3 separate regions of the Homo sapiens genome follow, and all the other regions are linked to region 2. Evidence: chromatin contacts called from ENCODE Hi-C or POLR2A ChIA-PET data. All regions are on one chromosome and are shown on one strand. Each heading gives the region's core, a stretch centred on a gene start or an enhancer-like site at or near the end of the contact. The rest is flanking DNA. Distances are from core to core; before and after follow the strand shown. Region 1 holds the start of UTP18 (UTP18 small subunit processome component). Region 2 holds the start of ATP5MC1 (ATP synthase membrane subunit c locus 1). Region 3 holds the start of KANSL1-AS1 (KANSL1 antisense RNA 1).

What was found. A loop is a pair of places that touch in the nucleus more often than their neighbours do. ChIA-PET counts read pairs that join two places held with the same protein, here RNA polymerase II (POLR2A). Pooled maps may share reads with other maps.
Region 1: a loop to region 2 is called in a pooled map, with 36 times the contacts of the local background. The contact joins the promoter of UTP18 here to the promoter of ATP5MC1 in region 2. A Hi-C loop is called at or near these places in 5 of 50 pooled maps. POLR2A ChIA-PET finds 5 or more read pairs at or near these places in 2 of 52 experiments (CD4-positive, alpha-beta memory T cell and Caco-2).
Region 3: a loop to region 2 is called in a pooled map, with 20 times the contacts of the local background. The contact joins the promoter of KANSL1-AS1 here to the promoter of ATP5MC1 in region 2. A Hi-C loop is called at or near these places in 6 of 50 pooled maps. POLR2A ChIA-PET finds 5 or more read pairs at or near these places in 2 of 52 experiments (BJ and HEK293T).

Annotation. Positions count from the first base shown.
Region 1 is chr17:51,259,007-51,261,928 of GRCh38, reverse strand. It overlaps UTP18 (UTP18 small subunit processome component), which reads right to left and starts at 1,383. Exons shown (of 14, transcript NM_016001.3): 1 at 1,003-1,383. The coding sequence starts at 1,344. It overlaps MBTD1 (mbt domain containing 1), which reads left to right and starts at 1,880. Exons shown (of 17, transcript NM_017643.3): 1 at 1,880-2,094; 2 at 2,723-2,786. RefSeq lists an enhancer at 313-362 and silencers at 833-1,022, 1,373-1,482, 1,823-2,142.
Region 2 is chr17:48,891,243-48,894,054 of GRCh38, reverse strand. It overlaps ATP5MC1 (ATP synthase membrane subunit c locus 1), which reads right to left and starts at 1,268. Exons shown (of 5, transcript NM_005175.3): 1 at 1,145-1,268; 2 at 599-646. The coding sequence starts at 637. LOC105371814 (a long non-coding RNA gene) reads left to right here. Exons shown (of 4, transcript NR_135674.1): 2 at 1,378-1,808. RefSeq lists enhancers at 466-515, 556-665, 1,246-1,365, 1,376-1,835, 1,473-2,452.
Region 3 is chr17:46,192,277-46,195,039 of GRCh38, reverse strand. KANSL1-AS1 (KANSL1 antisense RNA 1) reads right to left here and starts at 1,467. Exons shown (of 2, transcript NR_034172.1): 1 at 1,302-1,467. KANSL1 (KAT8 regulatory NSL complex subunit 1) reads left to right here and starts at 1,611. Exons shown (of 15, transcript NM_015443.4): 1 at 1,611-2,217.

The DNA.
Region 1 (2,922 bases), core at 134-2,633, 2.4 Mb before region 2:
CGTCGCACAGTTCAGCATGTTTCCAGTAATAGTTCTGTACTTCCCAAAAAGATTGCTGCCACTTCTCCTACAAGCACCCGAAGGCGGCTCTGGTAAGCAGCTGACATTAACTAGGTCAGCATTTGTGTAATAAACATGGCCTGGGTAATTCTCGGTGAGCTTTCCTCTGCCCCCTTTATCTAAAATTTCACAGGCCTCTACACACGCCCATCTCCCTTTCCCGAATGTCCTTTTTTCTCTTCAGCACTTGTCACCAACAAACCTGAAGTTTACTCGTTTATCTCCTCTATCTTGTCTCTGCCACTAGCACACAAGCGCCAAAAGGCAGGGATTTTTGTCAGTTTTGTCCATTGCTGTGTCTCCTCCAGTGCCTAGAACAATGTCCGGGACTCTCTCAAGAAAAGCCTGGTATAGAATTTAAAGGGATAGCAAAATGTGTGCAAAAAGTATGATCAATCACGCAGGGTTTGCCATTGCCAGAAAGGGTATCTGGCAACTAACAGGTTCACCAATATTTGCTAAATGAACGGAATACACGATCATTCTCAAAACATGGTGGGTCTCATAGTCACATGGGGACATAGTTACAACGGAGATGCCCAGGCCCGTGCCCACGAATTGATTCCATCAACGAAATCGAATTCCTGAATCACAAGGAACTGAGGCAGGTGATCAAAAGACCACCCTCAGTTTGGGAAGAGGCTAGCGGAGTCGAGCAGCAGCGAAAGATGCTCACGACCACAGTTCGCAAAGCAGATACCCGAGCAGCGGCGCCTCCAGGGGCGGAGAAAGACGCGGTCCCCGCCCTCCAGGCACTTTCAGTCTGGAGCAGGGAGGCGAGGGACCCGCAGCTGCGACCCTCCGCGCCCGCGTTCTCGGGCTCCCTCCCACCTGAGCGCTCCCCGCCGCCGCAGGTCGCCCAGGCTCCGCCCCCCGGAGCTTCACCGCCCACCGCGCGCCCCGCCCGAGTGCGCCCAGCCCGCGCGCCGCGGCCTCCCTCACCCTCGGGCCTCGCAGACGCCGCAGCAACGCGTCCTCGTCGTTCTCGACGTCGCCGAAGACCAGCTCCTCCAAGCACCGCTCCACGGCCGGTTTGTCCTCCTCCAGCCTCAGGCGGTTCCGCTGCCGGAGCCGTCTCTCTTCCTCCGCCGCCGCGACTGCAATCGCAGCGGCCGCCGCGCTCGGCCGGGCCGGCGGTTTCCGCTGGGATGAAGGGGCAGGCTTTTGGGGAGGCCCGCCTGGCCCCGCTCCGGCTTTCCAGTCCGGCCTCATTCCGGGCTTCCGCTTCGGCTTCGCTCCGGTTCTCCGGTCCAGTTTCATTCGTCTCCTCCGCTCCGGCGGCATCGTTAGGTTTGAGGAGAAACGCAGGCGCTCACGTGGAACCTCGCTGCGCATGCGCCCAGGCCCCTCGCGGGCCGCCGCCGCCGAAGCCCCGGGGGCCGGAAGGAGCCTGCGCAGCCTCTTGCCACGTGACCAGCACTCCCTCCCTCTACGTAACTCCCGCTCCCCTACCCAGCCCCGCCCCGTGTGGGAGTTCCTCCGGGAGGGCCAATCTTCCGGGTGTAGGGGGAAGCGGCGTGACTGGAGTGGAAAATTTTTCCAACACAATTTCGCAGCTGCAACATATTGAAAGGAGCGCAAGAAACCCCGACTATACACTGGGACGGCTGAATGGAACTTCTGCTTTTCCTCTTGGCTGTAACCACTTGACTTGACACAAGCCCCAATACGCTTTCCACCCTTCGTCTTGGTACGGTCCTTGGAGTACGGAGCCTGCAGAGGGTCCCACGGTGGAAGCGAGAGAGGAGGGTATGTAGGGAAGTGGGCCAATCGGGGCGCGGGTCACGGCGCAGGCGCGCTGGGGAGGGAGGGCTATGCTAATGTTGTTGATATCCTGGGGCCACCCGAGTTAAAGGGGGGAAATCCGGGGGCTGCTGCACCCGCCACCGGTCTGGGCCCAGCCGGGGGCCCCCTGTAGTCGCCGCAGTCCCGGGGAGAGGCACCTGCCCCCAGCCCGGGGAGGGGGCGCCGCGGGCTCGGGGAGCACGGACAACCCCTACCCATGAGGCCCTGATGGAAAACACAAAGGATCTGGTGAGAGCCGAGCGCGGCAGCCGCTTTGTGTGCCAGGTGGGGGGGACGCCTGCAGCTCTCCGACCCCAGGAACCCCGCAGCTCCCTGACCCCGCTCCCTGGCCTGCTTCTCCATCCCACGCCCTCTCAACCTCCGGAGCCCCCCTCCCCCTTCCAGCCGTTAAACGATTCAGGGGTTCCCCTCCCCCCACCCCGTCAGCCTTGGACTCGTTGGGGTTCTCTCCATCTCCTCCACCCTTTGGAAGAAAAATTCGAGAAGAAAGTTTTTCTCTGCGTCCTGCCCCCGCCCCCTGCTCTGGCTAGGGGGGAAAGGCTGGATCCGAGACTTTTCCTTTTTTAGCCACCCAGGGTGGGAGAGTGGAGTAGTCCTCTCTTCTTGGCGGGGAGGGGGAGCACAGTTTCGTTGCTTTGCAGGGGAAGGTGTCTATCTGCCTTGGGGGCAGTGCCGCGAGGCGGTTTGCACGTGGAGGTGGAAATATTGAAAGGGGGCGGGGTGGGCACGTGCGGGAGAGGTGGGAGTGGTGTTTGGGAAGCAGCCTCCAAGGCTGCATATTTAAAAGGGTTTCAAGTCGGTGGACTTCTGTGACCATTGCGTTCTCCTTTGTGAAATAAGAATCCTAACATTTCAGAGTCGGAAGAGACATTAGAGGTCATCCAAAGCAGCCGTCCCCTCTGCAGCCTCTCTGACAAGTGGTAGGTAGTCTGAACCCTGCTTACACCCCTAAAAGCACTGAGAGCTCACTACTGCCCAGGAAAGCCCATATTTCAGTAGTTCTAATTGTTGTCTGCCTACCCTTATTAGACCCTTCAGTCTCATTCATGTCCTGGT
Region 2 (2,812 bases), core at 19-2,518:
AGATCACCAAGTAATCAGATGGGGGAAATTTTATTCTGCTAAAATACACTCACAGCTACACACCCTAAATGGAGTGGGCCAGTCAGCCCCGGAAACCGACTGGAATAGCCATCCAAGGAGAGCCATCTGTAACATGGCTTTTTTGAAATAATTTTTAGTGCAGTGGTTCTCAAACTTGGCTGCACGGTGGAATCATCTGGAGAAGTCTTAAAAGATACAGATGCCTGGGTTCCACCCCCATTCCCAAAGTCTGATGCAAATGGTCTAAGGTGCAGCCTAGGCATCAGGATTTTAAAAAGTTCCCTGGATGATTCTAACGTGCAGCCACTGTTGAAAACCACTGTTTTAGTGGGCTGTCTCTATGGCCAGGACAGACTGGGGATAAAAATCAAATCCAGACTCTCTGACCACATTCCAAAGCCAAGATAGCTTGGTTCACAGGCCCAGATAAACAGGGGTTACCTTCATCACATCCTACAGCCACCTCAAAGAGCCTACATCATCAGGACGCCAAGCTCCCCTGGGTTCATTCATTAAACACTGATGGCGTCCACACCATACACCTGGTACTACAGAGCACTGCGGCGCGGCACCTTACCAGAGCTGGAGAAATGAATAATGCCCCGGCGGTCTGCATTTTTTCAGTCTGCAGAGGGGGAAAAAATAGTAATAATAATCCCACTGAGACCCTGGTTGTTTGCTTATAATGACGACCTTTGGTCGTCCCCTTCACCCCCGTCCGTCCTCCCTAGACCACGCTCTTCCTTGCACCGTGCCCCAGCTGAGGAGGGCATTAGAGGTCAGAGGGACAGAGCAGTGGGTCTTCAAAGCAAAGTCATGGAGATCGGAAGTCAAGGAAATGTGCCCAAGCCCCAGGAAGGAAATGTTGCGAAAGGGAATGGTCTCTCGGGAAGACTGGAGGCGGATACTGGGCAGGTGTCGCGCAGGATCCTGCCCATCTTACACAGCAGTCCCCGACCCGCCCCAGCCGAGGCAGTCAATCGTTCATTACCGTTGGTAATTAACATTCATTGATAAGGCCATATCTAGATTGCCATAGCCTCTCCCAGCACTGGGGGGAAATACCCCTCCACACTGCCCAGCCCACAACCCTGCCTATTGCTGGCTCCCGGCCCCAAGTCACCTGCACTCCTACTACCCTGCAACCCCTGCTTGGCCCACAGCGCTCGCCCGGCTCAAGGTGACAGACTCACCTCCCAGCTTTAGCCCTTGGTCTCAGCGCTCAGCTTCCCCCACCCACGTGTCCTGGACCTTCTCCATTCTCATTGGCCGTAATATCCCCGCGTCCCCATTGGTTGACGTCATCGATTCCCCACTCTTATTGGCTTTCCGCAGCTGCTTCCTCTCCCTCCACAGGAGCTTCGTGGCAATTCCCGCCTCCATGCGGATAGAGGCGGGGCTTTCCTACGAGATCTGGATTACGATTGGCCGATCCCTGAAACGCTCGACCATAGAGTTGGCGGGACTCAGAGGTTCCATAACCTCGCGCACAAGATGGCGACCAAGGTGTACGCTGAAGAAAAAGGCGTGGGAGAGATGACGGGACGTGTGACGCAGTCAGACACATGACTTTGGCCCCGAGCCTTCATTCGGGCGCTTGGGCCACGGGGCGCGTTGCATGTTGGGATTGGTAGTTGCGCTGAGGGGGGGGGCCCAAGGACAGCTGAGATCCCGCGAGATATTCTAGGCCGGGAGAGCCGATGCCTTTGCAGTAATTCCCACCGTGGAGGTTTGTGGAAAGACCGCTTTCCATGGAGAGTAAAGGCCGGCTGGAAAGTCCCCAAGCGGTGAGCGCAGTTTTGTGGACCTCAGCCGGTGTTCAGCAGTCATGGACTATCATCCAGATGGCTTTCTAAAACATTTGTTGGGCCGGGTGCAGTGGCTCACGCCTGTAATCCCAGCACTTTGGGAGGCCGAGGCGGGCGGATCACCTGAGGTCAGGAGTTCGAGATCAGCCTGACCAGCATGGTGAAACCCCGTCTCTACTAAGAATACAAAAATTAGCCGGGCATGGTGGTGGCGCGTGCCTGTAATCCCAGCTACTTGGGAGGCTGAGGCAGGAGAATCGCTTGAACCCGGGAGGCCGAGGTTGCAGGGAGCCGAGATCGCGCCACTGCACTCCAGCCTGGGCAACTGAGCAGGATTCCGTCTCGGGGGAAAAAACAAACAAAAAAATTGTTTATTTTGTAAAAACAACACTGAAAGAATGAAATAATATCCCTATAGAAAAACGAGCAAAGGATAGGAACAGGCAATTCAGTAAGGAAGAAATATGAATTGCAGGAACGAATGTCAGCCTTCCTAATCAAAGAAATATAAGTTTAAACGCTCCGCTTAGTACTGCTCAAAACAGCAGAGTTCTTTTTATTAATGTGAGCCACACGCTCTCCTATATTGCTGGTGAGAGGATGAATTAGAAAACCTTCCTTGAAAGCAGTTTGGCAATATTTATTTTTATTCAAAGGCTGTGAATGGGCCATCCTCTTTGACCCAGTAATTCTTGAGTAACTAAGAGCCTTTAAGCTCTCCATCCACTTTTCATCCAGTAATATCACTTCTAGGAATTTATTTTGAAGAATCAGAAATGCAGATTCTTTTAAAAAGATGTGCATTTGCAGAGTTTGTCGAAATTGGAAACAAGTAAATGTTCCACTGACAGTAAAAGGTGAAATAAGTTATGATATTTTCACTTGATGAAATAAGCAGAAATAAAACAGGAAATAAAATCATGTGTTTTTTTTGAGACGGAGTCTCGCTCTGTTGCCAAGCTGGAGTGCAGCGGCGCTATCTC
Region 3 (2,763 bases), core at 218-2,717, 2.7 Mb after region 2:
AAAGACCTCTTTTGGATGTGTATACAAATATTAGTTTATTCTTTGTGTAATTTGACCCTATGACTCCAAACTGCCTGCCTTTGGTATTTGAGAACTATGACTATGCTTGAGAGTGTGATTTTAGGAGTACAAATGGAAATTCGCAGAAACCTAGGTGCAGATGTTGCAGGGGCAGGTGAGTTAGTGTAACTTTGTGGGAAGACTAAAACCGTTCTGTAACGACTGTGAGGGTGTTTTTTGATAAGCAGAAGTGACGTATAATGCCGGATATTGGTTCTGGTAAGCCACAAAAAAGTGTGAAGCATTTTGCGTCTTCCTTTTTGGTAGTAGAGCATACATACCCTTCTTATCTGCCGAATTTGATGATTTAATGATTTGAACGATTTTTTCTTCAGTCATTTAAGCCAGTTTTGATGAATCCTAGATTAGTCTTTTAAATCTCAAGATACTCCACTCATCTTTTGGCAACTTTAAAGGGTGGTAGAATTACACTTTGTGTGACACTTTGTATTACATTATGTTTATGAATTCTTTAAGTCTAGGAAAGGTTCCATTATTTTAAAGGTCCTATTTTGGGGACAATATAAAGTTCTGTACTGATAAACTGGTCATGAGAAATGATAAGGTGCCACCACTTTAAACCAACTCTGGTAACGAGGTGGGAAGTTGGCTTTTTGTTGTGAGACTTGTGTTTCTTTATGGAGTTCTTTGTTAAACTTTTAGCATGGCAGTGAACTTCCTTTTGGTGGCGGCAGGAAGCATAAATACTCATTGTGTAATGCCATTTGCCTGTTTTGGCGGATCTGCCAAGCCATGACACCCAAAACAAGACGCGTGTTTCTTCACGAAAACTACAGTTCCCAGCGGGCCCGGCGCCGGCGGGGCCATCACTTCCCCTCTGGCTCCCGGCTGTCCCTTCCCGGGCTGGCCCGGCGCGGGCCCTGGCTGGGGCCTGCGCAGTGACTACGTGCACCCTCCCCACCCCGCCCAACTCTGGTGGCTGCGGAGCGCGGTGCTGGGGCTAGTGCCCAGCCGTGCTGCAGTATACGGAGGCTGGCTGCTAGGGACAAAGGGCGGGCGGCGGAAGCCGCTTCACTGGTCAGGGAGCTTTCTGCAGGGTTAGCCTTGGAATAGTGTGGTGCCGACGGCCTTACCCTCTTTACTACACAGTGCAAACAGTTCCTCGCTCACGTCCTCTCGCTCCGCGGCGCCGGCCCGCCCTGCCCCTCAACTGGCGAGCCGCACCGCCGGCCCCAGCACGGAGGGCATGTGACGGCGTCAGTGCCTCAGGTTAGACTCACCTCGGCCGCAGCGAGGGCTGGCTTCCCCCTGCCGCAGTGCTGCGTGCCGTCGCCGCACGTCCGGGGCAGCTGGGGCCGGGCGCCGCGGCCTCCGCAGATGGAGGTACAAAAACATCGGCCACGGCGAGGAGCCATGACTGAGGCGGCGGCGGCCGCGCCTCCTGGCGGCCCGCGGGGGCGGCGCGGCGGGCGCCCCCTGGCGGCGCGCCGGGGTGGAGCGGCCCTTCGCCGCCGCAGCCGCAGCCGGCGGAGGCGCTGCTGTCCCTCCTCCCCGTGTCCCCGGCGCTCGCCCGCTTGCTCGCTCGCTCCATTCTCCCTCCGCTTCAGATTAAAGGGGGGGAGGGAAAAGGAGCTCGGCCGCCATTTTCCCAGTGCCGCCGCCACCGCCGCCACCGCTCGCCGAGCCGGCGGGAGAACCGAGCACCGTAGCGAAGCCGACTCGTCTCGCCGCGGCGGCGCGGGGGGCGGCTGAAGCGCGCTCCCCGGCTGGAAAGAGGCGGCCGGGGGTGGCGGCCTGGGTGCGGGTTCGGGCTGCAGACGGCGGTGCTTGTTTGTGCGGGGCGGGGGGGCGGTTTCACTCTCTGCCCCCGCCCGCCCGCCCTCCCGGCCGGGCTGCGGTCTCCAGCCGTGCTCGGGCCCCGTCGGTGCGGAGCAAGGCCGGGAAAGGGCCCGAAAGAGAAGAAAAAGCAGCCGCTCCCCGCCGCCGCCTTCCCCTCCCCCTCTGCCTCGCCCCCCCGCCCGGAAAGTCAGGGCGGCTCCGGGCGTCGGGGGGAGGAGAGCGGCGGGCCCGGGCCGGAGCCGCCGTCGCGCGCCCCCGCCCGCCGCTGGCCCTCGGCGCCCAGGCCGGGGGGCTGTTTGCAAACTGCGCCCATTTTGTGGGGCTGAATCCGCCCGGGCTACGCTCCTCCATCACGTGGTAGGTGCTGCTGCTGCTCCTCTCCTCCTCCTCCTGCTGCCCTTTCTCCTTCTCCTCGCTCTCCCTGTGGCTCCCATTTCTCTCTCTCTTTGTTAGTTGTAACTAGAAAGGCAGGGCAGGGTAGAAAAATCCCCCGGAACTTTAAATGGCCTCTCCGGGCTTCCCTGCTGCGGGTCCGGGCTGGGAGTCGCCCCAAGGGCGGGGGTGTGCGGGGGCCCTTCCCCAGGAGCTGCCGCCTCGTTCGCCAGCTTTTCCTTTGGCGTTCTATTTAAAAAGGCGGCCTGAAGAACATGATTTATTCCCGTAAAAGAACCCCCCAAACAAACTCTGGCTCTCGCCTTGAACTTCTCTTGACTGCAAAAGGCCTTTCTCTGCTCGAAACACACATCTTGGCGCGTTGCACGGTTTGTATCACAACTCTGATTGTTTCATTTATTATTTTTGTTGCCTGTAAATTCAGGTCACTTACGTTTTCAGATGTAGTCTCCCTCAGGCGGACTTTTTTTTTTTTTAAACTAAAGAGGAAGAGGGATTTATTTGCTTTTA